Regions from separate parts of the Homo sapiens genome. Here region 1 is linked to region 2. Evidence: chromatin loops called from intact Hi-C (ENCODE). Cell type or tissue: MCF 10A. All regions are shown on one strand. Links, peaks and the distances in the headings refer to the core of each region. The heading gives the core; the rest is flanking DNA.

The links. Hi-C counts contacts between places; a loop is a spot of excess contacts. Peaks named below come from ENCODE experiments on the same cell type or tissue, not always from the same donor. Only the 100,000 strongest peaks of a DNase experiment are listed, where the experiment ranks them.
Region 1: a loop joins it to region 2, with 6 times the contacts of the local background. A loop is called at or near these places in 4 of 110 quality-filtered maps.

What each region holds. Positions count from the first base shown.
Region 1 is chr2:24,220,976-24,236,648 of GRCh38, forward strand. ITSN2 (intersectin 2) reads right to left here. Exons shown (of 40, transcript NM_006277.3): 30 at 1-91. Among named protein-coding and RNA genes, the nearest start is that of FAM228A, 54 kb to the left of the region's middle. In MCF 10A, for the core only: CTCF peaks have their summits at 7,679 (motif pointing right) and 7,885; no DNase peak of the experiment used is centred there.
Region 2 is chr2:24,820,090-24,835,762 of GRCh38, forward strand. It overlaps ADCY3 (adenylate cyclase 3), which reads right to left. Exons shown (of 22, transcript NM_004036.5): 10 at 14,705-14,847; 11 at 14,396-14,557; 12 at 11,573-11,660; 13 at 10,620-10,736; 14 at 7,813-8,072; 15 at 7,457-7,519; 16 at 5,956-6,037; 17 at 4,289-4,447; 18 at 3,120-3,266; 19 at 2,422-2,541; 20 at 1,428-1,551; 21 at 635-759; 22 at 1-25. It overlaps LOC105377626 (a long non-coding RNA gene), which reads right to left and starts at 14,377. Exons shown (of 2, transcript XR_939842.3): 1 at 13,653-14,377; 2 at 11,991-12,271. It overlaps CENPO (centromere protein O), which reads left to right. Exons shown (of 8, transcript NM_001322101.2): 8 at 1-2,287. RefSeq lists enhancers at 1,877-2,420, 2,421-2,965, 5,377-5,936, 5,937-6,495, 13,585-14,509 and 1 more and a silencer at 13,111-13,405. In MCF 10A, for the core only: CTCF peaks have their summits at 5,133 (motif pointing right) and 7,724 (motif pointing left); a DNase peak (open chromatin) is centred at 7,712.

The DNA.
Region 1 (15,673 bases), core at 2,860-10,859, 600 kb before region 2:
CGCTCTTCGGTCTGAATCAGCTCATGAATATAGCCCTGTCTTTTCCTCTCAATTGGCTGCATTGTGTCCAGGGTTTGCAGATCAGCACACCCTGTGGAAAAAACAGGGTAGTTTAAAATATTACTTTAGTCAACTTTGTAGAAAATAGACATTTGTCAGCAGATGTGCTGGGTTTACAAATGCTGCTTTGAAAGAATGACGCAGCCTTAAAAAGGACGCTGCTAACTTCTGCAGAGCAGCATGCGTACGCGGAGAGTTGGCATTAATGAGCCGGCACTCACAGCTCCAAAGTGGCAAATCAGCAATGTCTGTAACATTTCAATGTGCTCCTAATTTCTTTTCAGAACTGTGCAGAGCGTGTGAAGAATCTCACCACCTCAAGACATTTTTCGAAGTTACTGAAATGATTAAATGAATCAGATGCTTCAGACCACTCCAAACTGCAGGTCATGAGCCATTAGTGGGTCATTATATCATTTTGGTTTTAAAATGCTGGTCAGGCCCAGCATTAAAAAATAAATAAATAGAAATTACCATGCATATGGCTTTGGTAAATATTGTGAAATGTTTAGTTATGTATGTATTCGAAATGTAAAATGTATTTCTCACTGTGAGCTACTGTTAAAAAAATGTTTGAGAAACAGTCTCTAGATTTCTTAAAGGAAAGTTCTAAGGTTATAAAACCTGAAATTCCCAGATCCCAGCAATTCCCAGAAGACCACTGCCTCATCTCACTAGAACAAATAACTCCTGGTACACTGCAGATATCCAGCCACAAATGACAGGAAAGTCACAAGCAACCTTGCATCAGGGTGAGAGGTACTGCATTCACTATGGATCAATTCACAGGCACATCACAGCTGAACTAGATGTCAAACTATGAAGTGACATAATTCCAGAGTCACTTAACAAGTAGCTGAGGGCTTGCCTATACACAGTGATGTGGCGAAATACCTCAGGAAACCCTTCTTAGAAAAAAAAGCAAAAGCAGCCGGGCATGGTGGCTCACACCTTTGGGAGTAATCCCAGCACTTTGGGAGGCCAAGGTGGGTGTATCACGAGGTCAGGAGATCGAGACCATCCTGGCTAACACGGTGAAACCCCGTCTCTACTAAAATTACAAAAAATTAGCCAGGCGTGGTGGTGGGCGCCTGTAGTCCCAGCTACTCAGGAGGCTGAGGCAGCAGAATGGTGTGAACCCAGGAGGTGGAGGTTGCAGTGAGCCGAGATCGCACCACTGCACTCCAGCCTGGGCAAAAGAGCAAGACTTCATCTCCAAAAAAAAAAAAAAAAAAAAAAGCAAAAGCAGTGGAAGTTGTCAGAATCAAAATGGAGTCACTTGTGTTAAAAATCCTGACAAAGGGCCAGGGAAGGCCATGAAGAGAGAGTTCTCATCCATGAATACTTGATAACTAGAACTATCACAAAAGACTGCAAAACCACAAACTTACATAAAGGCCATGGTGACCTGACACAAAAAAATAGTCCTGCAAGGTTATCTGCCCAGCAACTGCCTGTCCAACCTCGGACAAGTGCCACCCTTATTGATTCTCACGGCCAAGGATAATTATATATTTAAAAAAATTATGTGATCCTCTTCATTTTTCCTTTAAAAACTTTTGTCCTCCTTTAGTTCTCTGAATATGCACCTGTTGGTATGCATATTCCCATTACAATAACTATTTTTCTTTTCTTTTTTTTTTTTTTTTTTTTTTTGGAGACAGAGTCTCCCTGTGTCAGCCAGGCTGGAGTGCAATGGCGCAAATCTCGGCTCACTGCAACCTCTGCCTTCTGGGTGCAAGTGATTCTCCTGCCTCAGCCTCCTGAGTGGCTGGGATTACAGGCACACACCACCACGCCCAGCTAATTTTTGTATTTTTAGTAGAGATGGGGTTTCACCGTATTGGCCAGGCTGGTCTCGAACTCCTGATCTCAGGTGATCCGCCCACCTTGGCCTCCCAAAGTGCTGGGATTACAGGCATGAGCCCCATGCCCGGTGCAATAACTATTCTTAAATAAATATCACTTTCTTTTAGAGAGTCTCCCTCTCCGTTATTTAGGTTGACAGCATGTAGGTACCCAGCAAGCTACAACATGAGGCAGCAAGTGGCTTGTGTCAGAAAACTGGGAAAGAGACGAATGAAGTAGGGAAGACCTTCTGTAGCTAAGGCAACCAAGAAGGGCAGCAGAGCGAAGGCGCACCCTGCACCTGCCAGGACACTGTCCATCCAGCAGGGCGTGTTGCTCTTTCCAATTTCCTTTGCATTTGTATACATTTTGTATAGATCTGGGCTTACAGACAGTTCTAAGGAAGACAGCTTTTCTATATTCTACAGATGTTGCCAACAGCTTTAAAGAAATTACTCCCACAGAGAACAAAAAAATAAATGAATAAGGCAGGTTATGTTTGGTGTTTCTAAAAAGAAATCATAGACTGTGGTGCCTGTAATCCCAGCACTGTGGGAGGCTGAGGCGGGAGGATCACTTGTGCCTAGGAGTTGAAGACCAGCCTGGGCAACAAAGTGAGACTCTCATCTCTACCAAATTAAAAAAAAAAAAATTAGCCAGGCGTGGTGGCATGTGCCTGTAGTCCCAGCTACTTGGGAGGCTAAGGCTGGGAGGACTGCTTGAGTCTGAGAGTTCAAGTTTGCAGTGAGCTGTGACTGCACCACTGTACTCCAGGCCAGATAAGAGTGAGACCCTGTTTCAAAAAAAAAAAAAAAAGGAAAAGAAAGGAACAGGGAGAAGGAAGGAAAAAGTGAATGTAAGGGGAAAGGGAAGGGGAGGGGAGGGGAGGGGAGTGAGGGAAGAAGGAAGGAGTGAAAGAAGGAAGGGAAGGGAAGGAAGGGAAAAAAAGGAAAGAAACAAGAAAAAGAAAGAAAGAAAGGAAAGAAAGAAAAAAAAGAAAGAAGAAAAATAAAGAAAAGAAAGAAATAAATCATAATGCCACTGTCATGTTCAAAATTGTTACGCTTTTAGGGAGATAGTATTTTATTATCTTCTGCCAGGGGGAACTGCAGAGGGTAACTGAGTGTTAAAAAAAATCACTGAGGCTAATCCAAATGTCTGCTTGACGAGGCTTTTGTGGAGCAAGGAGAGGCTTGGTGACCAGACACCTGGCGAAATGGCACTGATCCTGATATGATCCAGTGGTGCTACTCGGTGTGGCCAGGTGATTGATGGAGGGAACTCAGACCAGTTTCCAAGGTTGCCCCACCTCCCACACCACTGTCTTACAAACTTCATGTTCTGCTTTCAAGACTTTTGCCATATCCACATTCCATCTCTATTATTATTTACTTAATATTTTTCTCTAAACGTACTCGTGTTTGAAGTTAAGTGTGCTCATTATGTTTCTTCTAATAATCATTAAAGCAAATATATAATCATTCGAATGAAACAGGTCCATTTTGTGTACCAGTGCGTTGAGCACCACAAGGATACAACTATCACACCTTGGGAAACAATGATTTACATTAAAAACCACAAGTATTGGCCACTGTATCTGGAATAATACCTTGGAATAATAGCAAGAACCTCAGATATTTGTTTCTAAAACTAGACTATACATTGCATTAGCTGTAGCAGGATAATGTGGGGACACCCCTGGCATGCCATGCCTAGCTGACCCTTTTGCATTTCATCATGACGGCTCTTCAACTTTTTTTTTTTTTTTGAGACGGAGTCTCACTGTGTGGCCCAGGCTGGAGTGCAGCGGCGCGATCTCGGCTCACTACAACCTCCGCCTCCCGGGTTCAAGCGATTCTCCTGCCTCAGTCTCCGAGTAGCTGGAACTACAGGTGCCCACCACACCCAGCTAATTTTTGTATCTTTAGTAGAGACGGGGTTTCGCCATGTTGGCCAGGCTGGTCTCCAACTACTGGCCTCAAGTGCTCTGCCCATCTCGGCCTCTCGAAGTGCTGGGATTACAGGCGTGAGCCACCACGCCTGGCCTGCTCTTAAATTTTTACCCTCTGTTTAAGTTTCCAACCCAGCTCCTACCCTCACTTCCAGATGCTCTTACCTCTGATGTCAGGGAAAAAATAAAGACACGAGGCCTCTCTTCCTCCCCTTCTGTCTGTCCATTTGTCCCTGTGTGTCCTTCCTGAGTTAGGGAAGGAGGGGTCCTGTTTCTTTCTAAAGCCACTGTCTGTAGTCAGCCTCTCCTCCAGGGCCCCTCCCTTTCCTTCACGCTTCTATGTTCACTCTTCGCCATTTCCTTCTTAGCCCATAAACATTGCTAAGTGTCCCTCCTATCCCACTGTTTGAAACCAACCAACAAGCACACTTCTCCAACCCTGCCCCCTCCTCAGCACCGCCTGCCTTTGGTCTCATTGGCAAATGTCACTAGAGGGGTTTACACCCATGGCCAACTCTCGCTAGCTTTCCCTGTCACATCTCCACTCGGGATTCTGGTTTCTGCCCCACTGCCCGACACTGCTCTCGGGAAGGTATCGATGACCTTGGCATTGCCAAGTTCAGTGACCTCTTCTGAGCTTGCACCCTCCCCTGCCGGCCCACAGCACAGGCGCCTTGGATGGGAGGCTTTTTTGGAGACTTGAGTCTGCCTTTCTCAGCCCTTGAGCCTCTCCTCTTCTTGGTGTTTCCTTCTGTCTTCTGCCTCTTGCCTGCTGCCTGGCTCTCTGCTCCCCCCAGTCCAGCAAATGCCAAAATAGGCTCCTGATGCTCCTGTCCTGTGCGGTCAGATGAATCCAGACAATGCTGCAGGCTGTATATCTCACTCGCAGGGCCCCAGTGCACATTAGCCTATTAGGCAGTGAGAAACTCTGTGCTACAGAAAAATTTGATGAGCTCAGGGTTCCCAACACGTATTTGACCACAGAATCCTCTTTTTTTGAGAGGAGGGAGGGTAACATCTTTTTTGTCCTGAGAAAAGTCCTGATGAACTGAGGAATTCGGGTTTTATGGATAGGATACACCCCTTTGCCACTCTCTATACCTGCATTGTCAATAGAGTAGCCCTTAGCAAGCTGTGACCGCTGAACACATGCAGTGTTTCCATGGTACTGGTTTGTATCTGTCTTTTAACATTACACATCGTCTAACTGGTGCTGTTGTTAATCTGTGTAGTTACGGTGTCAGTGGCTCTGACTGCAGACCAGGGACTGTGTCTAACACATTTCTGTAATAGCAAGCTGAGCACAGCGTGTTGGCTACCTGCAGTCAGGGAATATTTGTTAGGGGATAGAATATTGTGTTGGTCCTAGGCCTGTTTGTGCCCAGGTCCATTTCTCACCTTTTCCCTGTTCTGCTCTGGGCTGCAAAAAAGCCAATCCTGCAGGCTGTTTTTTCTAAGCTTCTGTTCTATTTGGCCTCTGCCTGGGTTTGGCCAATGAGAGGAAACTCTGGCAGGAGACTGAATGTTACAGGGTGGAGTAGGAAAAATGTCCTCTCTCCAGAAGAGTGACATGATTAAAAAGTTTTTTGTCTGTTAAGTAATGAATGGAAATGCTGGGCTTGCATCTTACACAAACTTGGAGTTCAAGAATTCAGATGAATTAACACAAAAATTGGCCAGGTATGGTGGCTCACACCTGTAATCCAAGCACTTTGGGAGGCCGAGGTGGGCAGATCACTTGAGGTCAGGAGTTCTATTAGCGGTAAATGTGCTCAGACTTTGTCTGAAAATGTATTTATTTCTCTGTCATCCATGAATTAGATTTCTAGCTGGACAGTTATTTTTTCTCTGTGTTGTGTGTTATGTGCAGCCAGTCTAATTGCTGTTCATGTGGTTATTCTGGTTTTTCTTGGTGCTCACTTGAGGTCTGAGCACAAAGGAATCAATATTACTGTAGAAAAATGTTTACTGAATGTAGCTGGAAAATTACACATTTAACATTATTTTCAGATATTTCACTTTAAAGAAAAAGAACTTCCTAATCTCCCCAGGTAGCCTCCTCTGTTATTTTACTGGACCTATTGCTAACATTTAGTAGAGATGAAACCCCATCTCTATTAAAAATACAAAAATTAGCCAGGGGTGGTGGCGTCTGCCTGTAGTCCCAGCTACTTGGGAGGCTGAGGCAGGAGAATCACTTGAACCTGGGAGGCAGAGGCTGCAGTGAGCTGAGATCGTGTCACTGCACTCCAGCCTGGGCGATACAGCAAGACTCCATCTCAAAAAAAGAAAAAGAAAAACAAAAAACAACACAAAAATTGGTCACTAGCTGGTGATACCCTTAGGGTGACTGGCCAAAGGAATGGTGCAACTGGCCTGGAGGGTCACACTCACAACTGTGGCTCCATGAGATTCCACAGAAAAACCAAGTCTCATTAAAGATGAGCTCAAAGTAAAAAAAAAAAAAAAAAAATTACAAAAAACGGGAAAAATCCACCATAAATTGAAAAATGAGGATTAGAACACCAAGAACATATGACAGTAGAACAAAAATACACATGGAGATGTAAAATATATATGTTTAACATTACTCAAGACACATAATGAAGGGCTTGAAGCCATAGGTAGTCTATTAAAAGAAAGAATAAGGAGAGTTGAAAAAGAATAAAAATGGCAAATATTGTCATGGAAATGATAAATTAATAGATTAAATAGCAGATTAAACACATCCTAGGAATTAGTAAACCTAAAAACAGATGTGAAGAATTATTTAGAATGTAGCCCAGAAAGAAACAGAGATGGAAGGCTGGGCATGGTGGCTCACACCTGTAATCTGAGCACTTTGGGAGGCCAAGGCGGGTGGATCACCTGAGGTCAAGAGTTCAAGACCAGCCTGGCCAACAGGGTGAACCGTCTCTACTAAAAATACAAAAAATTAGCGGGGCATGGTGGCGGGTGCCTGTAATCCCAGCTACTCAGGAGGCTGAGGCAGGAGAATTGCTTGAACCTGGGAGGCAGAGGTTGTTGTGAGCCAAGATCGTGCCATTGCACTAAAAAAAGAAAAAAAAGATGGAAAACATAAAACGGAAGTTAAGAGACACAGAGGACAGAATGACAAGGCCCAACATACATCTGACAGGTAGTCCAGGAGAAGGGAATAGAAAGAATTGAGAGAGGTAATATTGAGATTATAATGGCTGAGACTTTTCTAGAATTGAAGAATGATACAATGCCTCAAATTCAGAACAATGGCTTCTGATTAGGAAAAAAATAAATCCATACCAGAACACCAAGGAGGGAAGAAAAAACATGATTAAACAGTCAGAAAGAAAAATCAGAATAACCACATGAACAGCAATTAGACTGGCTGCACATAACACACAACACAGAGAAAAAAATAACTGTCCAGCTAAAAATCTAAATCACAGATGACAGAGAAATAAACACATTTTCAGACAAAGTCTGAGCGCATTTACCACTAATAGACATGACTGGAAAAACTATTAAAAGACGTATTTCAGGAAGAAGGAAATTACATAAGAAGGAAAAAGAAAAGAGATATGAGAAATGGTGAGCCAAAATACTAGTAAATGTGTAAGAAATCAAAATAATCATTGACTGTATAAAACAACAATAATACTAAGTTGGCAGGTATAAATACAAGGTGAAGTTAAAACACAAAAATGTAATAACATGAAAGACATAAGAGAATCATTAGAGATAAATCATCCTCCTTGCATTGATCAGCAGAAGGAAGAGATATTGATCAAAGGCAAACAGGTATGTTAAAAATGGAAAGGTAACCACTCAAAGAACAGACATAGACTACATAATTTCCCAACCAGTAGAGGGCAATAAAAGAAACAAAGAAACTTGATCAGTGCGACAGAAGTCCCTGTGTCAGCAGAACAAAAAGGGGCAAAGAAAATGCCTGGTAAATAGAAAATACATAATAAAATAGATACAAATAAAAGTATTAAATTGTTTTAATCAATGTAAATGGCTTAAATCTGTCAGTGAAAAGAGAGGCTCTGGATTAAAAATCAGGTCATAGAAGTGTTGGAAGTAGTGGGCTAGAAAAAGCTATCCAAATAAAAATTCTAAAAGCAACTGGGGAGGTTTTATTACAACAGACAAATTAGGCTTTAAGGACCCGTATGAGATGGTAGAAACATTCACCAGGAAGAAGAATAATTCTGATCTTATTTGCAACTAACAGGAAAGCCTCAAAGTGTAAAATAAAAAAACAACTAACAGGAAAGCCTCAAAGTGTAAAATAAAAAACTAAGACCCATACCCCACCTCCCTCCAAAAAAAAGAAAAAACTGACATATCTATAATCGTAGTAGAGTTTAATATAGTTCTCTCAATGAAAATTAATGAGAATATGAAAGATTTGAACACTATTAACAAGGTTAACATATGAACACACATACAAGAGACTATACATTCTTTTTCCATAGAACCAGGCTGGGCGTGCTGGCTCACTCACGCCTGTAATCCCAGCACTTTGGGAGGTCGAGGTGGGCAGATCACTTGAGGTCAGGAGTTCGAGCCCAGCCTGGCTAACATGGCGAAACCCCATCTCTATTAAAAACGCAAAAATTAGCTGAGTGTGGTGACAGGCGCCTGTAATCCCAACTACTCAGGAGGCTGAGGTGCGAGAATCACTTGAACCCAGGAGGCAGAGGTTGTAGTGAGCCAAGATTGTGCCACTGCACTCTAGCCTGGGTGACAGAGTAAGACACTGTCTCAACAACAACACAAAGAACCCACAGAACCAATTTCAACAAACACCAAGGAATCAATATTACTGTAGAAAAATGTTTACTGAATGTAGCTGGAAAATTATACATTTAACATTATTTTCAGATATTTCACTTTAAAGAAAAAGAACTTCCTAATCTCCCCAGGTAGCCTCCTCCGTTATTTTACTTGACCTATCGCTAACATCTGTGATTGCTGATGACTCGATCCTCATGAGATCCTTTTTCACTCGTCTTCCAGGTCACCACCTCTCCTCTCCTCATATCCTCCCACCTCACTGGTCTGCCCTTCCACGGCTCCTTTGCTCGTTCCTCCTCAACTCTCCAGACTTCTAATGTCGCAGTGCCCTAAGATTCAGTCCTTGGAACTTTCCTCGACATACTCAGAGCCTTGGTGACCCAGTTCATTCTCATGGCTTATTTATGTACTGATAGGCTCCCAAATTTACACTCCAGCCTGAACATCTTCCCTGAACTTCTTCACACGTTCTGCTGTATACTCAGTATCCCCATTCAGATGTCTAAAAGGCACATCAAAGTAACATCAAAAGCCAAACCCCTAATCATCTCCCAACCTGCTCCTCTATAATTTTCCACCTCAGTGGATGGCAATATCATCTCTCCAGCTGCTCACGCCACCTGATACTTCTCACACTTCACATTCAATCCACCTGTGGGATCCCTCTTCACAATACATCCAGACCACTTCTCACACGTCCCCCATGGCTGTTCTGATCCAAGTTATCATCATCTTGTGCTTGGATTACTGAAGTAGCTTTCCAATGGATCTCCTGGCTTCTGATCCCTTCCCCTCTTTAATCTGGCAAGGCAGAGCAGTACTGTTAAAACACACCAGATCATGTCACTCCTTTCATTAAAACCCTTGGCTGGGTGCGGTGGCTCACGCCTGTAATCCCAGCACTTTGGGAGGCCGAGGTGGGTGGATCACCTGAGGTCAAGAGTTGGAGACCAGCCTGGCCAACATGGTGGAACCCCGTCTCTACTAAAAATATAAAAATTAGCTGGGCATGGTGGTGGGCACTTGTAATCCCATCTACTTGGGAGGCCGAGGCTGGAGAATTGCTTGAACCCAGGAGGCAGAGGTTGCAGTGACCGGAGATCATGCCATTGCACTCCAGCCTGGGCGACAAGAGTGAAACTCCATCTCAAAAAAAAGAAATAAAAATAAAAATAATAAAAACCCTCCAATGGGTTCTTCTCACTCCAAACAAAAGCCAAAGTTTATAAATAGCCCACAAGAACCTAAACAACCTCCTTCATTTCCTAGGTCACACCCAGACCCTCGCTTCCTCCTTCTCTCCTGCTCTTCCCTCTTCCCACCGCACAGGCCTCCGCACTATTCCTCAGGCACCACAGGATGCTCCTGCTGCAGGGATTTTGCAGGTGCAAAATCTGCCCAGAATGATCTTCCAGATATCCGCATGGCTCCCTCCAGATATCCTCACACCCCTCCAGTCTCTGCCTGCCGTCACTATCTCAGAGAGGTTTTATCTGAGTATTTTATTCAAAATAAAATCCCTCTGGATCCACCTCCCTTGCAGAACTCCCATTCCTCTTCCCTGCTTCATTTTTCTAAGATGCTACACACTTCACATTCTCATTTTGTTCGTTTTCTGTTTTAGCCTACTCAAACACCAGCTCCAAGATGGCAGAAATTTTTGTCTTATAATTTGCCACATCCCCAGTGTCTGACACACAGGAGGGCTTCGATAAGCATTTATGGAATGTGATGTGAAGATACACTCTGAGCTTCAGGAGACAGTACAGCAGTGTTGACTACAGGCAGTCAGAGAAATTGATGAAAACTTCCTGGTAGGTCCTTTTTGGTAGACAAGAAGAGTGGGCAAAGAAGAAAGATGAGAGATCATGGCTACTATCAGGTTGATGTTCCCAGAGGAATAATTAGTAGTGGGCTGGGCCACAAGACCCACCCCCACACTGTGGGAGGATGTGGAGACTGAGAGACAAGTTATGAATCATAGGTATGTCGCACCATAGTTGGGAAGCACTATTCCAAGTTACAGTGCAAGCAAGAATAAGAAGCAAACAAGAGATGCCTAAGAAAGGAGAGGGGAAAGATCTGGGCAGATTCCAGGAGGTAAAGGACAAAAGACAATCTGTGATGACGAACACAGAGAGTGCTTGTTCAGATTATGTCACAAGTCCCACAAAAGTCCTTGCCCATTTGGAGGGGAGCAGTGCCGGTGAACAATGCTATTCTCTGTGTGCCCACTTATGCGGCCAGAGTATCACATAATGGTTTCCAGTTATACTGTAGTTAAGCTCAGTGAAAAGATGAGATTTTTAACAGTAAATCTAGATGAATAAACTGCATTTTCTGAAGGCTGCCTTTTTATTGAAGTTTTATCAGGACACTAGAAAGTTACAAGATATTTTATGTTGTAAAAGAATAGCTTTTCATCCACTTGGCAAATATTTATTGAGTACCGGGTAGCATGCTTCCACCACAAAGATATTTGTTTTTACTTTTGGAAATTTAAATAATTACTGGACAAATTTCTAAATTCATGTCTTTTTGAGGCCTGTCAAGTTCTACTCCATTAGGAGCTATGTTGCTCCTGTAAGCACAAAAAGGAAAGAAGTTGAAATCATATTCTAATGTTGCAGACCATCAGAAAGCAAACTATTTGCCTATCAGAAAATAGTCATATTCTAGAATTTCCAAAAGCAACTATATTGACAAGTGCAACCAGATAAAGACAAATTTTATTGGTTTTATTTTTACTTTTGAATCTACTGTAAAAGGTCATAAGCCTAAGACAGCAATGACCTCCTAATGATAGACAAAAGCGCAGACCTGGCCCCAGAGAGCAGTTAGTTCAGGCTAAAATCTGCATTACCTTCTAACCTGCCAGACTTGTACCATGACTCAATTGAGGGAGTTAATGTGAGATGCAGGATATAGACTATTATAAAGAGATATGAAATAGTAGTTTCATCATGTTAGAACTTTCAATTCTAACAATAAAAATAACTATACCAATATGTGTATGATGATTTTCAAACCCTGATCAATCCTCCGAATAACTGATAACAGCTCTGACCCCTGCTCTATAAGTAAATAGATAATCTGAAGCTTAGTGGTGAAGAGACTTACCAGATAAATTAGAGCTACTACATATCTAAATCTAGGTAACTTGATTCAAGTCTTATACTTTCCAATGGCAGGCCATTTAAGATGATGCTTACACTGCAATTACTGGAGATTCCATGTATAAACCTACCAGGTCCTATGCTTGGTGAACTGAATTCTAAAGGCAAAAAAGGTTTAGGATAAATATTCTGAATGCCAATTAGCCCAAAGCAATGAAAAAGCAAACAAGGCCCTTACTCTAACTCTTTTTTATGTCTAAGTGATATAATTATTCCCTTACACACCCTTCTACTCTGTCACACACACAATTAGGACCTTGTATCTAATAGCCAGTTCCAAAGAGACTGTTCCATGCACTGTAGCACTTTGTATCAGTGCACTGATTACTACAGTTCTGTCCTTGGGCAATACGGGTTTCATATGCACATATATATTTTTTCTTAGTATTACTGAACAGCTTATTACACCATTAATCTCCCCCAATGGTATGTTCATATAACTCATGTTTTCCACTTGTTTATGACTACATACATAATTGGAGACTTTGCCCCAAATTGCTGAGTTTAGGACACACAAATTCTATAGCACTGGCTGACTCTGACTTCAGGTGGCTAATGGATGACCACCGGTGACACAGGGATCCCAGTGGCAGGTTCTTCGGTACCTTGGAATGTAACTTGACCAGCTTGGATTCATTTAAAGCAGTTAATTTTCTTTACCCTCCATCTTGCAATTAACTGATGACTGTTCTGCTTTTGTGGTTGGGAGTTAAGAGCAGCTCCCAGTTAATGGAAAGCAGCATGTGGGGGTGGCTAAGAGAATGAGTTCTGAAGTCAGATCTGGACTTGAGTTCCAACTCTACTACTTACTCAGACAACCCAAAGATTAGTTCATGACTTGGTACACAGCAAATATTTACTAAATGTTAGCTGTTATTTCTAGTATCTATTATGTGTCAGACATTAAACTTGTGCTTTACAAACCCCTTAAGCCTCATGTGCAATGTGGGTATTATTATTCTCACTTATACAGACCAGGCTAAGGCTCGGAGGGGTGAGCTAGCTGAGACAGGAATCAAAGCAATCCTCCCACTATACTTCCCACTACACTCATTTATCGTTCTCTTTGAAAGAGTAAGTGATTTTTGCCTTTTGACAAGCTTAAAACATCTCTCTTAAGAATGTCCTTCATAATTTGTTGTTCTTTAAAGCAAAGTTTAAAAAGTGATTCTAAAACTGATTCTAAAAGTTTATACGGAGAGGCAAAAGACCCAGAATAGCCAACAAAAAAATTAAAGGAGAAGAATAAAACTGAAGAACTGACACTACCTGACCTCAAGACTTACTAGAAAGCTGCAGTAATCAAGCCAGTGTGATACTGGCCAAAGAATACACAAATAGATCAATGAAACAGAATAGAGCCCAGAAATAGACCCATATAAATAGAGTCAACTGACCTTTGACAAAGGAGCAAAGGCAATACAATGGGGCAAAGATACTCTTTTCAACAAATGATGCTGGAACAACTGGCCATCCAAATGCGAAAAAAAAAAAAGAAATTGTCTTTAAAATGAAATATAGACACAGGTCTCTACTGTTCGCAAAAATCAACTCAAAATGCATCACAAACCTAAATCTGAAACACAAAACTATAAAGCTCCCAGAAAATAGTGTAAGCGAAAATCTAGATAACCTTGGGTTTAGTGATGACTCTTTAGATATGATACCAAAGACACAATCCATGAAAGAAAGAGTTGATAAGCTGGACTTCATTAAATGTAAACACTTTCATTCTGCAAAAGATGTGGTCAAGAGAATGAGAAGACAAGGCACAGACTGAAAAAAAATTTGCAAAAGACGTATCTGATAAAGAACTATTTTTCAAAATATGGAAAGGACTCTTTTAACAGTTCAACAATAAGAAAACAAATAAAAAAATGGGCCAAAGACCTTAACAGATGCCTCATGGAAAAAGATATGCAGATGGCAAATAAGCATATAAAAAGATGCTTTGCATCATACGTTGTTGGGAAAATGCAAATTAAAACAAAAATGAGATACCACTACACACCTGTTAGAATGGCCAGAATCTGTAACACTGACACCACCAAATGCTGGCAAGGATGTGGAACAACAGGAACTTTCATTCATTGCTGGAGGGAATGCAAAATGGTACAGCCACTTTGGAAGACAGTTTGCCATTTACAAACTAAACATACTCTTAAACCATATGATCCAGCAGCAATCACACACCTTGGTATTGATTCAAAGGAAATGAAAACTTATGTCCACAAAAAAGCCTGCACACAGATATTTGTAACAGCTTCATTCAGAATTGCCAAAACTTGGAAGGAATCACAATATCTTTCAGTGAGTGGATAACTGTGGTATACCCAGACAACGGAATATTATTTAGCACTAAAACGAAAGGATCAAGCCATGAAAAGATATGGAGGAAACTTACATGCCTATTACTAAGTAAAAGAAGCCAATCTGAAAAGGCTATGTACTGTGTGATTCCAATCATATGATATTCTGGGAAGGGCAAAACTATGGAGACAGTAAAAAGATCAGTGGTTGCCAGGGGATGGGAGGGAGGGAGAGCTGAACAGGTAGAGCACAGAAGATTTTTAGGGTAGTGAAAATACTCTGTATGATACTGTGATGGTAGCTGTATGTCATTACCCATTTGTACAATCCCACAGAATGCACAGCACCAAGACTGAACCCTAATGTAAACTACAGACTTTGATAATGACATGATGTAGGTGCATCAATTGTAACAAATGTACTGCTCTGGTGGGGGTTGTTGTTAATGGGGGAGGCTATGCCTGTGTCGGGGCAAGGGACATATGGGATATCTCTGTGTCTTCCTCTCAATTTTGCTGTGAACCTAAAACTACTCTAAAAAATGAAGTCTTTTAAAAAAGTGATTATGAAGACAAATAATTTTAAAACGGGCAAAGGATCTGAATAGACATATCTCCAAAGGAGGTATACAAATGGCCAACAAGCACATGAAAAGATGCCCAATATCATTAGTCATCAGGGAAATGCAAATCAAAACCACAGTGAGATGTCACTTTATGTCCACTGGATGGCTATAATAAAAGTCAGATAATAACAAGTGCCGGTGAGGATGTGGAGTAACAGAAAGCCCTGTACACTGCTGGCGGAAATAGAAAATGGTGCAGCCAGTGAGGCAGGTCCTCAACAAATTAAACATAGATTTGCCATTTGACCTGGGAATTCTACTCCTAGATATATATCCAAAAGAAACATGGACATATGTTCACACAAAAACTTGTAGACAAATGTTCACAGCAGTATTATTCACAATAGCCAAATGGTTGAAACAACCCAAATGTCCACTAAATAATGAATGAACAAAACGTGGCATATCCACACAATGGGATGTTAATTTGGCCATAAAAAGGAATGATGTACAGCTACATGCTACTACATGGATGAACCTTGAAAACATTATGCTAAGTGAAATAAGCCAATCACAAAATGCTACACATTTTATGATTCCATACATATGAAATGTTCAGAATAGACAAACATGGAGACAAAAGATTAGTGCCTGCTCAGGGCTGAAGGCTGGAGGGGGGCTTAGGGAAATGGGGGTGATAGCTAAATTGTACAGAGATTCATTTTGAGGTGATAAAAATGTCTTATAAGTGACTGTGGAAATGGTTGGACAACTTTGTTAATACACTAAAAACCACCAATTGCATGGCAAGTGAATTGTATCTCAATGAAGCTGTTACCAAAAAAAGTGATTACATTCAGCTTTATCCTTCTGGATACTATTGTCATAGAGTCTTGTCCTTGTTTATTATGTTCAGTCTTTGACTCCTTGACTCTTCTCTGTGTGTCCTTTTTACATAGAGAAAAGCCTGTGCAATCT
Region 2 (15,673 bases), core at 4,468-12,467:
GGATGACTTGGGTTTCTTCTACCACCTGGAGAGGGAGGGGGAGCAAGAACGTGGCGTTACGGGGGGAGCCTAGACTGAGGGCGGGTGGGGGCTTTGGGTGGTTGGAGCCGAGCACTGATCCATGGGTCCCAAGCAGTACGGGACACTCCCCAAACCTCCCAGGGCCAAGCCCTTCCACCCGTGGCGAGCAGCGGGTGGGAAGGAGAACCCTGGAGTGACTGGCTGGGGGCCTCCTCTCATCCAGAGACTTCTCTCCTAGGATGGCCATGGTCACCTGGGTGGCAGCACTGTTACCTGGAAACTGCCACTGCCTGCTCTTCTGTCCCTTTGCCCCTTTCGTGGAGCTTTTCTGCCAGACGCCACTGAGACAGATCACAAGGTATTAGAAGGTTCATACCCAAAGGTAGGCCATATGCATCTAGAACTTCAGCCCAGATTTTGTGGATGGGTGGAAGTGTTTCTTCCTGTGCTGAGGCTAGCTATTGCAGAGATTCTTTTCCACTTGCCCCACGTCTCTGCCTCTGGACTTACTGTTCAGGGCCAGGGTGGGAGGCAGGGGCACGTGGGAAAGCACTGTTCCGGTTTTGTTCTCATGCCGAGTCTGAGCACGTGCCAGCTGTGCCACTGGACATACCTGAATGTTGCCCATGACCCCCGTGGACTCCATCCTGCTGGCTACATTGACTGTATTGCCCCAGATGTCGTAGTGTGGTTTCCGGGCTCCGATGACCCCAGCCAGAACCCCGCCTTTGTTCATGCCTAGGGTAGAGGCATAAAGTTCAGCACAGCCACAGGCCACACCTTGTTATGGGCCTCAGAAGCCATCTCCTCTCCAGACCTGTACCACAAAGCTCCTAATGTAACACATCATTGTCCTCATTCAACTTGGCTGTATGCTATTGGAGGGTGGAAATCACATCTCCTGTTTATCCGTGTGCTTGTTAGGTGTCAGCCGCCACCCCCCCCCCATATGCAGATTTACTCGGCATGGTAGTGGCCAGCTTCTAACACAGCTGGTATTTCAAGTCTCCTGGGACCTCACTCAGGAATGATACCCCCTCAGTAGAAGCAGCAGGTGATCTTAACTCCTTTCAAAGAGCAGGCCTGTCTGGGAAGCCATGTCCTCAGCAGGCACAGCAACCCCTCTGGAAATGGATCACAAACTCACTTCTCAGCCAGGCAGGCCAAGCTTCTATTGTAACAGTAGGCACAGTATAGTCGGATCATCACATCAGCTGGGTTTTTGGTTTAGTCATCTAGAGTCGTCTGGACTAAAGGTCTTTCAGGTCTCCTTGCCCTGTGAGTGCGTGAACCTCCCCACCCGAATTGCCTCAGTTGTCCTGAGCCTCATGTCTCTCCTGGTGGTGGGCCAGGCCCCTGCATGGGAAGGGAGCCTGCTGCGGGGCAGGCCAGCTGGGGGTGCTCACCTATGCGCAGCATGAAGTTATTGAAGGACTGGTTGTTGATGTTGGTGAGCGTATCCTTCATGGCCAGCGCGAAGTCGGCCAGGTCAGCCAGGTGCTGCCAGCGCTCTCTCTCGGACTTGTCTTCCTGTGCCAGGGGACCGTGGAGAAAGTGTCAGGGGCCGCTCACTGCAGCAGCCTGCTCTGCTGCCTTCCCTGGCAGTGTTCTGGGGGTGGATTCCCTACACCTAGATGTTCAAGGCCTTACTTTTCCTCCCACAAAGGAGTCGCAGCCACGCTAGCTCTGACTTGCCACTGTGACAAAGTTCACGTAGCAGGTCTAGGCAAAGACTGGGCAATTGAGCAGAGGAGACGGACCTGTGAGTCTGACCACGAGGCGGACCCCTTCACCTTGGCTGGGCCTGGTCCTGGTCCTTAGGTTTTGTCAGGTTGTCCTTGTTTGGATCCCTCAACTAGGTGATAAGCACTGGAGGGGGATGACCCGCCTTGGACGTGTTTCTTTAACCTCATCCATATAATAGGGCCGTGGGATGGTTGTAGAGGTAAAGCAGGATGATGGTGTTTTAAGACCAGAGCTTGGGACCAGGGCTCCTACACCTAATTTTCTCTCCTGGTAGCTGAACAAAGGTCTAAATTAGCTTAACAAAAGAACAGGCTGCCGTCAGCCAGAGTTCTGAAGGCCATGCTTTCAGTTTCCCTTGTTGACAATTGCTCTCCAGTTCCTATGAAAGCACAGAGCCTTAGGGGGCCTGGCCACAGAACACAACCATCTTAGGCCTGAGCTGTGAACAGCAGGGGGTTGTGTGTCTGTTCTGTTTCTCTGCTTGCCGAACTTTCTCAATAAACCCTATTTCTTATTTATATTTACGTGGTGCTGGTGGTGTGTGTCTGGGACCACTTTGCACAGCAGTTCTTATTTCCCCCATGCTAGGTCTGGGCTGCCAATCTCTTGCCTTGGGGGCAGAGCCTCATCTCTCTGGCTACTGGGGTTAGCTACCTTGTTGGAGCTGGCAAAGCCATTGGTGTTGACATCGGGGGTGACTCCTGAAGCCGCCATATACGTGCTGCCAATGGTTTTGATCTTGGTGATCACCCGGAACTTGGGATTGTCCAGGAGCTGAGGCCAGGATTCAGGAAAGAATTGTCAGCAGTCAAGGGAGAGGAATGACCCAACCCAGTGACAGATGTACCTGTTTACAAGGACCCCACTAAACCCAAGAGACACTTTCCTATCAAAGTTGTTACTTAGTCTACCGCTTATCTGCCACATGATCCTGGGAGAACTTCCTAACTTTCTGGGCCTGTTTCCACAACCTCAACACTGACATAAAATCGGCAGTCTCCTAGGGGGGCTCCGCGCGTGTGTAAAAGCATTCTCCCTGGTATACAGGTCACCCAGTCAATGCTGACCGGCTCTGAATTTGAGGAGACAGTCCCAGGACAGAGAGGTCTCGAGATGTTGCTTGGCCAGTCCTTATCCTTATCCTGTGACCCTGTGGGTGATTTCCCGGGCTCCCACCTCACCTCCCCTTCCCCAGCCCAGCAGTTCCAGGTGGCTGCAGAAGTCCATGTATTGCGGAAGGGGCTTATCTGGGAAAATGAAGCCAGTTTCTCTGGCCTCTGCAGCCTATTGTAGGATGTGATGTGGAATGGGCCGGCTTCATGGCCAGAGTGCAGGGTGGGATGGGCACTCACAGAGTCAAAATCTGAGATGATTTCATTGAGGAAACGCAGACACTCAATACCACCATTGTTGATGCTCTCCTCTGTGTAGAAGTCAGCAAAGTTGGGCAGGGAGGCAAACATGACTCCAATCTCATCATACGTCTGGCTATACAGCTCCTAAAAAGAGGTGCGGACAACGTGCTCAAAGCATGTCCGACTGACTGGATGATGTGTTGGAGAAATGCATCTATCTTCCATGCATGACATGTGCACTCAGCTTTTTGGACTCACACATCAGTCAGATTATTCCAGCATTTTTTTTTTTTTTTTTAAGAGTGGGTCTTGCTGTGTTTCCCAGGCTGGAGTGCAGTGGCAGTAAACAAGCACAATTAGGTATGATCGAAGCACACTGCGGCCTTGAACACCAGGTATCTGGGACCACAGACACATGTCACCATGCCCGGCTGTAGATTATTCCAACTCTGAATAATTTAAAAATAGCTCATCGCTACTTTTTTTTTTTTTTTTTGAGAGATGGAGTCTTGCTGTGTCACCCAGGCTGGAGTTGAGTGGCACAATCTCAGCTCACTGCAACCTCCACCTCCCGGGTTCAAGTGAGTCTCCTGTCTCAGTTTCCCGAGTAGCTGGGACGACAGGTGTGCACCACCGCGTCCAGTTAATTTTTGTATTTTTTAGTAGAGACAGGGTTTCACTATTTGTTGCCCAGGCTGGTCTCAAACTCCTGACCTCAGATGATCCACCCGCCTCGGCCTCCCAAAGTGCCGGGATTACAGGCATGAGCCACTGTGCCCGGCCACTACTTTGAATAAATTTTAAAACAGCTTCTCTAGTTCCTCTAACAGCCCCAGCTGTGAAGACGAGGGTACCGTAGAGCTGGGAACCACTCTGTTTGGAGAAGTTCACAGGCAACAGAAAGGTGGGCTCTAGCCAAAGTCTTGTCTTCTGACACATGGCCTCAGAGCTGTACGGCCCACATCACGATGCCTACAGCAGTGCACTTTATAAGAGGCCGGAGAAATTCCTCTTTTGCTTATTTGTGTTTGCTGTTTAGGTTCAGCCCTACCTAGGCCCCAGTCCCCTGTCCCTGAGAAGGCCTGGGCCCAGCGGGGGCTGCCTGAAAGAAAGAACAGATGGAGACAAATGGCCTCATGGTTCCGGGCTGAGACCACACCCCTCACCTCATCTCTCTTCTTGGACCCCAGGAAATGGCGTGCCACGTGCTCAGGCAACATGTTGGTGACCAAGGCCTCGTTCCAGCGTCGCATCTCATAGACACGTTCCTTCTGGTCGTGGACCTCAATCTTCCACAAGAAAAGTGTCCGTGCCAGTTTTTCTACCTACAGACACAGACAAGGCGAGGCATGTGCTCTAAGCTGGCCACTGGATAGAAGGATGAAAAACAGGAATGGCCAGGCGTGGCGGTTCATGCCTGTAATCCCAGCACTTTGGGAGGCCGAGGCAGGCGGATCACCTGAGGTCAGGAGTTCGAGACCAGCCTGACCAACATGGTGAAACCCTGTCTCTACTAAAAATACAAAAATTAGCCGGGCATGGTGGCGGGCACCTGTAATCCCAGCTACTCGGGAGGCTGAGGCAGGAGAATCAACTTGAACCCAGGAGGCAGAGGTTGCAGTGAGCCGAGATCGCACCACTGCACTCCAGCCTGGGCAAAAGAGTGAGACTCAGTCTCAAAAAAAGAAGAAAAACAGGAACGTGAATGGAGGAACTCCCCTTGGAAAGGCTGGAAGGAAGATGGCTAAATGGCAAGGGAAGTAAGACCCTGCAAAGATTGCACCTCATCAAAAGGCCACCCAATAGTGGTGCGGTTCCCAGCCTCCGTAATTACAGCAGAGATCCAGGAGGCCTTCCGTGTGTAGGGGGCCTCTTGGGACCTAATTTCAGCTGCAGGTCTGTCTCGTGGAGGTGGCAGCAGTGGGGATCTCCCAACTCAGGGTGGAGTCCCCCTTTCTAGCAGGCGCCATTTGGGTAAGAAGTGGCTTGGGAAGGCTGTACTTCCCTGGAAAGCCAGTAGGGGGCACTTGAACTAACATTGGGCCCTAAGTACAGAGGATCTTTCTCTTCCCTCTCTTCCTTCTCTTTTCCTTTTTTGTCCGGTTGAGTGCGGTGGTTGTGGCGGGGGGGGGGGGGGTGCGGGGGGGGTGTCTCACTTTGTCACCCAGGCTGGAGTGCAGTGGTGTGATCTCAGCTTACTACAGCCTCAACCTCCTAGATTCAAGCAATCCTCCTGCCTCAGCCTCTCAAGTAGCTGGGATTACAGGTGCGGGCCACCATGCCTGGCTAATTTTTGTATTTTTTAGTAGAGACAGGGTTTCACCATATTGCCCAGGCTGGTCTCAGACTCCTGGACTCAAGTGATCCTCCACCCTCAGCCTCCCAAAATGAGCCACTGCACCGGCCTTCTCTTTTCCTTTTAACCCAACAGAAAGTCCATCAGCTCCCTTCTCTTTCTCTTCTGGCTCTGTGGTCAGTTGTGTTAATGTCCCTCAGCGCCACGGGGAGTGCGGGGGCCATGAGCCCCTGGCCTAGGGGATATTGATTTGATTCAAGATGTTTGTGCCTTCACTCTATCCCCTCCCACCTTCACTCCCATGCTTCCTTCACCATCCTGGAGGGGGTCGGACGGAAGAGGTGAGGAACTGTCTTCCTGTGTGACTGAGGAAGGAGCCTGAATAGAGAAGGCGGTGGCCTGACCAGGCTCACGTGTGGGGCTGGGTGAAGGGAAGCCCCATTCCTTAGGAGCTTGGGCTCTTAGGTCCCAGGGCTGCTTCTCAGGAGGCCCTGTGGGCTGTGGGCACAGAGCGGGGATCGTGCAGGCGGCACTCACGTGGCGGGAGAAGTAGTAGAAGCTGAGCATCATGAGGAACACCATCACCGTCATAGAGTACTTGGAAGGCACCAGGGGCAGCCTGCTGGGCAGAGCGTGTGCAACTGAAAGGGCTGTCATCTGCCTCCTGGAGGGGGCCTGATTCCCTCCAACTAGATGGTGCTGCTTCCTGCCACCCCAGCCCTAGAGCTCACCCCGGCTCCTTAGGCCCTTTCACATCAAGTCGGGCTCCCCCGGGCAGTAAAATTTTCTTAACTCACTGGGCTCCTCTCCAACAGCCAGGCAACCCCTGGCCCCTCCTGGCTGCACCTGGTATTCACATCAGGGCTGCTCCCCAGGTATTTAAGAAACACTGCATTGCCTGACTGATCACAGAGGTAGCTACAACCATGCAGGAATTTGGAGAAGCAAGAGACATCAGTGATGGGATTTCATAGCCATGGGACTGGGGTACAATCTCACCATGGCTTTTTACCTTGTTCATACATATTTTTATGTGGAGCTGTGGTTAGTTTCCATTACCGTATGGTATTTCACTGCATGAATATACCAGTTATGTATCCATTTCCTGTTGATGTCATTTGGGTTGTTTTCATTTGTTTTGGGGGAGGGGGTATGTCTATTACGAACAGTGCCACTTTGGACATTCTCATACATATATCCTGGGACATGAGTATGTGCATGAATTTCTCTAAGATGTGTGTATATATATATATACACATATACACACGTCTGCGTGGGTGTGTATGTAGGAGTGGAATTGCTGGGACACAGGTTTATTTTCAACCTTACTAAATAGATCAAAATATTTTCTAACACGGTTGTACTAACTCATACTCCCACCAGGAGTGTAAGAGTTACTATTGTACTTGATATTGTCAGAGTTATCTGGACCGGTACGTGTGTGATGGTATCTCACTAGGGTGTAACTGGCATTTCCTTGATTACTTGAGTGCCATTTATTAGTGGCCATTTAGAGTTCTTCTTTTGCTAAGGGCTATGCAGGTTTTACCCCTCTTCTATTAGGTCATCTTTTTATTTCTAAACTTCCTTGAAGGTCTGTTCAAGTCATGGAATCATAAAATTTTAAAACCTTGGCACTGGCAGGGACCTTAGAGAACTTCTGGTTCAGTATCCTCCTCAAGAGATGAAATTGCAACTCATGGAAACGGACCTGCCTGTGACCCACAGAGAATTACTGCCTGCTGCAGGCTCAGAAGCCAGGTCCAAATCCAAAGCGTCTTCCTCCCTCCTCATTTTCCTGCTGCCTGTCTGTCCTGCCAGCCAGTTACATGCAGCTGCCATCCACCTGGTATTTCCTTCCCTCCTCACTGCACTGCTGCAGCCCTCCTGGAGGAACCCATGCCAGCTTCTCTAACCTGCACGTATCAGGTCACGTGCCTCCCGGGAGGGTGAGATCCCGGGGCTTGGGCCTGTTATATTCCTGTCTCTAGAAGAAGGGCTGTGAGTGCAGGCCAGGAGGGGAAGCCGTGGCCCTTACCTGTCAGTGCCATTGAGCCCAGGGTTGAATCCTTGCATCTGCTCTAAGGCCACCATAGGTAAGCTGTTGGACAGATAACAGCACAGTCAGGCCCCATCTGGGAACAAGAGCCTGATGCCCAGCCAGGCACCGGGGTATCCCAAGTCCTCCACTCGGGGAGAATGGGAAGAATCTATTCTCAGGTCCTAGCCAAACAGTGATACGTCTGTGAGCAGCCAGGAACTGGTTCTTGAACAAGCCTTTGAGGACCCCTAGTGGCAGAAAGCCACCTCAGCACAGGCCCATGAGCTTGAACTGAGGACTTTGCGGGCGGGAGGAAGGAGACAATACAGATCCCCAGTCACGCTTCATCTTACTCGTGCTCCCGAAAACGCTTGTGGTCGTATTCATCAAAGACGGGACGCCAGGCATAGAGGTTGATGGTGGCCACGGCGCCTGCGACGAGCAGCATGAGCGTGAGCTTCACCATGTGGCTGACCTGCACCAGCATGATGGTGGCGATGAGGGACAGCACGGCCACATAGTTGTAATACTTGGGGTTCTCCAGGCAGCTGCCCTCCGTTTCCATCCCTGCCGTTGCATTGCTGGGTCCCGTGTAGTACTGGAGACAGCTGAGCTGGAGGCCAGGACGGCGGGCAGGGACACACGTTCAAGAGAACAGCAGGTGCTGGTCACAGAGGGCTGTGCATGGTAGTGCACGCTCAGCTGCCACCTCCCGCGGCTCCCCCAGAAATACCGGGAAAGATGGGGAAATTTACCAGGGACTAATCATATGAAAGTTAGTAACTGCAGCTAAGAGCCTCGCCGTTGCCTCATTTGACATTCACAAAAACTCTCTCGAGTATTTTTAGTACTGTCCCTATTGTACAGAAAACTCGGGCCAGATTTGCCCAAACACAATTAGCAAGCAGAAAAGCCAAAAGTAGGAGCCAAGTCTTTAGGCTTCAAATCCAACATGTTCTTCCCCATATCACACTGTTGCTTCAGGAGGGGCCACGGGACCATGAGCCCCACTCACAGCCTCCCCGTGATGACAGCTAGTCTCTGCCCAAATCCTTCCATTGGGGGGATGTTCACTGCCTTCTGGATTCTTTACTGGTTCTGCTACTGGGCAGATGCGGCCGGGAGAAAGCGCATCCAGAACCGGAATCAACCCCCCCTTTTTGTAACTTTCACCCACAGGGCAACCTTGTCTTGCTTGCGCGATTCCCGCCATGTCATTCTAGCATGAGCAGTTGTTACACCTCCCTAGCTTTTTACCCCTCCATGAGTGACAGCATCTCCAGGTGTCCTGTACAGTGTCCAGGACCCCATGCAGTGGTGACCTCCACACCTGGGTGCCAGGTTCCAGGCATGTTGTGACATGCAGGGGGCCTGGGGCTTCTCTTCCCTGGGTAGTGGGCACCAGCAACCCCTGGCCAAGGTAGGCTCTGGAGCCCCTAACTCCTCATTCCCAGTAGACTTATTCTTTTTTTTCTTTTTTTTTTTTGAGATGGAGTCTCGCTCTGTCGCCCAGACTGGCGTGCAGTGGTGCATTCTTGGCTCACTGCAACCTCCACCTCCCAGGTTCAAGCGATTCTCCTGCCTCAGCTGCCCAAGTAGCTGGAATTACAGGCTCGTGCCATTGTGGCTGGCTAATTTTTGTATTTTTAGTAGAGACGGGGTTTCACCATCTTGGCCAGGCTGGTCTCAAACTCCTGACCTCAAGTGATCTGCCTGCCTCAGCCTCCCAAAGTGCTGGAATTACAAGTGTGAGCCACCGCGCCCGGCCCCCCACTGGACTTCTGATTAGCTGCAGCCCTGGAGCTTTTTCACTTATACCACTGGCAGAATAAGTCTCCATGTTGGTTGTATTTGTGTGCTCCAATTTTTTTTTTTTTTTTTTTTTTTTTTTTGAGACAAAGTCTCACTCTGTTGCCAGGCTGGAGTGCAGTGCACAATCTCGGCTCACTGCAAGCTCCACCTCCCGGGTTCACGCCATTCTCCTGCCTCAGCCTCCTGAGTAGCTGGGACTACAGGCGCCTGCCACCACGCCCGGCTAATTTTTTTGTATTTTTAGTAGAGACGGGGTTTCAACTGTGTTAGCCAGGATGATTTCGATCTCCTGACCTCGTGATCCGCCCGCCTTGGCCTCCCAAAGTGCTGGGATTACAGGCGTGAGCCACTGCGCCCGGCACCGTGTGCTCCAATTGTTAAAGTACAACAATAACATTATATTTGAAAAAAAAGGAAGATAGTGTATATGGTACTACCACAATTAGAGGAGGCCGTGACAACTGACAAGAGAACACTGATGACAGCTCCAGGCATGTAGTGCTCAATACGTGCCCAGTGGTTCTAAACCAATAGATCTGGGCTCCCAACTCCTGTCCCTTTTCCCCAAGAAAGCATTTGGCTGCCCCCTCAGGGAGGAAGAATACACAGGACTGGGACTTAGAACTGCCTCCATTCTGGACTCTGTCACTTCCTGGCTGTGTGACCTAGAGCAAGTGAATTACCTTTTTTTTTTTTTTTTGAGACGGAGTCTTGCTGTCGCCTAGGCTGGAGTGCAGCGGCTCAATCTCGGCTCACTGCAACCTCCGCCTCCTGGGTTCAAGCGATTCTCCTGCTTCAGCCTCCCAAGTAGCTGGGATTACAGGTGTGCACCACCATGCCTGGCTAATTTTTGTATTTTTAGTACAGATGGGGTTTCACCATGTTGGCCAGGCTGGTTTCGAACTCCTGACCTCGTGATCCGCCCACCTTGGCCTCCCAAAGTGCTGGGATTACAGGCGTGAGCTACCGCGCCCAACCAATTACCCTTTTTGAGAGTTAGTTTCTCCCTATGAAACTGCAGATACTGGTACAACTGCTCAGGACTTTTTCACAGATTAAATGAATCAACATACATAAGGTACCTAGCACAGGCCTGGGCACATGGAACTGTGCTCTCGGACTCTGGGAGAGGAGCTTCAAGGAAACAAGTCCATCCCAGAGGCTCCCTGGATGACAGGGACAAGACTCCTTCCACTAGGTGGGGATGATGTGTTTGGGAACCTAAGAGCCACTCCAAAGCTACATGACGGTGGAGGGATGGACTGAGAAACTGCTTGTGTGACCCAAACAGAAGCCCTTCTCCACTGAGAACAGGGGCGTCCCTTCAACAAGGACAGCAGGAGCTCACCATGTCCACGACATTTGCCATCACCAGGATGAAGATGGCGAGCATGGCCCAGGTGTTCCTGGCCCAGCGGGTCCGGTCAATCCAAGTTGAGAAGGCCACAAGCTTCTTAGGAAAGGCCTAGAAGGAACAGAATTTCAAGGGCCATGAGCCTTTGCCAGTCCTTTCTCCTGCGACGTGACTGACAGCAACTCAGGCTGGTCCCGTATTCCAGTCCCAGGAGCCTCAAAACGGACTCTGCCTGGGAGTCACCTGACAGCTGACCAAGGGGCAGAGCTGAGAAGAGGGCGTGGGAGTTCTGACGCTGTGTTGGACCTCCTCGATGTGCCTGTTCAACAGCACAGCCTCCAGGTCGCAGCCCTTTCCACAGCAGACGTGGTGACGAGGTGAGGCCAGGGCAGGAACAGTTTTCAGGGCTGCTCGTCTCTGGCCAGCTACTCCTGCCTATCCTGGCTCCAAGTGACCTGGCGAGCCACCTGTCAGATTTATGTTCCTAAACACTGCTTTACCTTTGTCATTCTGATTAAAAAAAAAAAAAACTCTGCTTGGTACCTCAGTGCCTTACAGGAGAAAGTTTTAATCCCTTTAGTCTGGCTTCTAAGGGCCTTCACCATCGGGGCCAACCCACCTTCCAGCCGGCCCTCCACTTCCTCTCTACCCAGGTTCTTGTTTACCCAGACTCTGCCGTACTCATACGTGCTGCAGCGCCACGGCCCAACAAGGCCCACCACGGCCCAGCCGTGGCCCACCACAGCCTGCCACAGCCTGGTGGCCCAGCCAGAGGGAGTGCTCTGCTGATGGTGAATGAATGGATGGGCAAGTGCCTGGACCGTCCTAACAGAGGAGTGTCTGCCTGTCAGATTTGACAGAAAGAATAACTCCATCACTGCCCAGTTTTACAGGGAGTGCCACTCACTTCCAGAGGCTTCTGAGCTCAGTAGAAAAGTGCCTCTTACCCGGGGAAAGATGGCAGCCAGGGAGCAGATGGTCAGGATGAGGAGCAGAATCTCCCCCACCATGAAGGTCACATAGTTTGTCATTAGCCTGTGACAGAGAGAAGACAATTGGGAGAGGCCAGAGGGGACAGTGAGATGGGGTGAGGGGCTAGGAGAGGAAGGGACGGGGATGGGGGCAGGGGCCAGGGGACAGCGGACAGGGGGCAGGGGACAGTGGACAGGGGCCAGGGGGCAGGGGACAGCGGACAGGGGCCAGGGGACAGCGGACAGTGGCCAGGGGACAGCAGACAGGGGCAGGGGCCAGGGGGCAGCGGACAGGGACTGGGGGCAGGGGCCGGGGGCAGGGGCCAGCAGACAGGGACCGGGGGCAGGGGCCAGCAGACAAGGACCGGGGGAAGGGGGCAGGGGGCAGGGGACAGGGGCCGGGGGCAGGGGACGGGGAGGCCTCTCAGCACAGCACGAGCCTGTACAGCTCCACGCGGTGCCAGGGAATTGCTGCTGCCTGCCGTGCAGAACAGGACAAAGGCCCTGATGAGACGGGCCGCCAGCTGAGTGCCGGCCTGGGAGCGGGCCACTCTCCAGCTGCAGCTGCTGCCTGGGACATTTCCCAGAGAGGGAACAACTCACAGGTGGCCTGGGCACAGCCCAGGATAAACTTGGGCAGGGATCTTAGGAATGCACCCCTGCCATGTCGCTGTGCTGAAAGGACAGAGCACGGAGCAGCATCACTCCCTCGCTGCCGGGGGCTAAGAGTCTGCCTGTGACAGCCACCCCCAGCTTCACAGTGGACACACTCAACACATCCACCTTAACCTGACAACTCCCGGAAACCTGTTCTCTATACCCTCTGCTCACACCCATTCCCGTTTAACCCCTCCCTGGAAGGTGTCCTTGCCAAGAGCCCCAGAAGCCTCCTGGTAGCTAAATCCATGTCCCATTTTCAGTCACCTCTCACCCCTCCTTGAGACACTTTTCTCGCTTGGTTTCTTGAGTCCTTTTCTGTCTCTGCATCTGGACACGCTGCCTTGAGCTCAGCAAGTCTCGTGTTGCAGCACAGCCTGCATGCTGGTGATGCCAGGTTCACGTCTCCAACCCCACCCGCCCTCCAAACTCCAGATCATGGATGCTGGCCTCCTTGGCTTGTGGGCACTGCAAACTTCACGTGTCCCAAAGCAAACTCCTGATCTTTGCCTCTCCACTCTCATCTTTCCACCTTGTCCCCATCTTGGTTAACGGCACCCCCGTCCTGCCAGTTGCTCAGATCAGAAGCCCAGGAGACATCCTCAACTCCACACTCACGCCCCACAACCAATCTGCCAGCAAATCCTGTCAGCTCTGTCTCCAAAATACATTCAGCATCTATCGACGGAATCCAACCACTGATCCTCCTCTATCCTCGGCCTGGCCTGGCCACCACAGTGGCTTGTCTGGGCCGCTATTTGGTCTCACTGCTCCCGCTGTGCTCACTAAGCGCTGTTCTCAGCAGGAGTGAGCCTCTCCAGGCATATGTCACAACAGGGGACTCCTCTGCTCCCTTGTTCTGGCGGCCTCCTGTGTTAAGAGTGGAAGCTGGCACCCTGCAGTGGCGTGTAGGAGGCCCCACGTCTGTGCTGGACTCCTGCTACTCTTCCTGTGGCCCGTTCCCAATGCGATGCCTCCTCACTGTGCCTCCAGGGGCCAGGCCACTCCAGCCTCAGCACCTCTATCCGAAGCAGGTGTCCCCCAGATAGGAGAAGGCTCGCCCCTCACCCGCTTCCAGGCGTTACTGAAATATTATCCTGCCAGCAAGTCCTGCTCTGACCATCCCACATCAAAATGCAAACAAAACAAAACAAAGCTCCCCAGCAGCATACCCGCCTCCCTTCCTTGCCTTCCCTGTGTCTGCAGTACTTACTCTCGCATGGATGCATATTTTAATTGTTTAATTGCTTTTGCCTGTAGCTTCCCCTACCAGAACCCAAGTTTCACGAGAGCAGGGGTTTCTGTGTGCCGCATCGCTGCCATAGCCCCAGCCCTTGATCCCCACGCATGAAGCAGACAACCAATCAATACTTATGGAATGAGTGAATTTGAGCCTCACCACAGTCGTGAGTGTCCGCTAGGGCAGGGGTTGTTCTCCTCATTTCACAGATGAGGAAACAGATGCTGCCGGAGCCTGCAGTGGCCTGCACGTGGTCACACACCCGCAACCTTAGATAGTGTGACCCAGCCCAAGGCTCCTGACAAACTGTAATCCCAGCAGGGTTCCAGACCCCTCCTCTGTGACGGGGAATCCCCGATTGGCCGAGGGGAGAAAGGGAGAACAAGAGAGTGGTCGTCACCCTCAGACAGGGCTTCACCAGCTGGGGACTCCAGGAGGCCACACCTTGCCCTGGAGGACCTACTGCTGCGTTAGAGAGGGCGTCAGTCTGTGCCCACAGCCTAAAATCTATCTTTACCAAGATGAGCCAAGAGAGGGGCCAGGTCAGCCTTGGTGACTGAGACTGACGCAGTGTCCCCATCTTTGTCCCAAGAATCAGTGTGGGCCCATCTAGCCAAGGTCTCCAGCCTTCTGGAGGCCTCTGTCCCTCAGCTCTCTTGATCCTGGCCAGATCCCCATTCTGACGCTAGGACTGCTCCAAAACGCGGGGCAGGGAAAAGGAAGGATGCCCAGGGTGCCGTCTAGCACTCCTGGGGCCTGTGGGGGCCGTCCCAGTGGGGGTCAGGGAGCAGAGACTGGCTTGCTCCCCAATGTCAGGCTCCCGCTGAGACACCTGCCCCCGCCCCCCGCCCGGCACCACCGCAGCCGAGGAAACTCGTGGCCCTCCCCGGCCCCTCCCTCACCAGGGGTCGATGAGTATCTCGACCAGGGCCGTGCAGAGCAGGACGACGCAGGAGCAGCTGAAGGCAGCCCCACTCTGCTTCTCCTTCTCCACCGAGTAGCGGGTTTCCATCTCGGGGTCCATGAACCGCATGGACAAGAGGAAGGTGTTTCTCTTCTTTACTCTGCAGTGGGAACAAGCCCCATGAATCCCAAATGCCACATCTGCCTTGGCCTAGCAGGGGGGCCGTATTTGGGATGCTCAGTTTCCTGAATCCCTTGTCAGGGCCCGGGAGGAGTGGTGGGCCTGGACGCTTCCGGGTGGCGCTTACACTTGGGCGGACTCTCGCTCAAGCAGGGCCTCGTTGAGCAGCTGGTTGAGCTCGTGCTCATCTTCAGAGGCATCCACCACTCGGTCAGCCAGGTCCTGCAGGCGCAGCCTCCGGCGTGGGTTGGGGAATGAGGGGTTGTCGGCCTGTGAGCCAGGGAGGCAGCGTGAGTGGGGCAGATGGGACAGAGTGGTGGGGAAGAGCTGGGAAAGACAGAGGTGGAGGAGGAAAGGAACAAAAGAGGGCATACTCGGAGGACCAATCCCTCCAGCTCTAAAATCCCTTTCCGGGAAGTCTTCCCCATGCTCCCACGTGGCTCCATGTGGCCTGGATCTACACCCAAAGCTCCAGTCTTTCCTGGCTCCCCGGGCCCCCCACCCAGAGCTCTGCAGGGAGGGTCCGCTAATGACAGCATTGTAGGGAGCAGCCCCTGGCTCCTGAGCAGGAGACCTGTAATCGGAGACAGCTGCTGGGCTGAGGCAGTCCTGGCACTTCCTGCTGTATTGATGTGGGGGCCATATACATTGGCAGCCTGGGGACATGAATGGCTCCCAACTCTAGGGCTTCAGGGAACTGTTAAAGGAACTCACATCTGGCTCATTTGGAAAGGAAGATCTGAGGGGGAAAGTGATGGGAGAGAGAAGAATGTCCTCATCACTAGAGGGCTGACAAGGGGCGGGTAGGTGGAGCTGGGGCACCCACTACCCTTTTATTCCCAGTTCCAAAGAAAAAGCATCAACTCCAAAAACAGGAATCCTGGCTGTGATGACACAGCCATCAGTCTGAATAGTCACTGAGACGGGCTGAGAGCTGTCTGAACGGGTTCAACAGTGCATCTGGGAGCCACAGTCACGACTCCCTGGGGCCGGGCACGGTGACTCACGCCTGTCATCCCAGCACTCTGGGAGGCTGAGGTGGGTGGATCACTTGAGGTCAGGAGTTTGAGACCAGACTGGCCAACATAGTGAAACT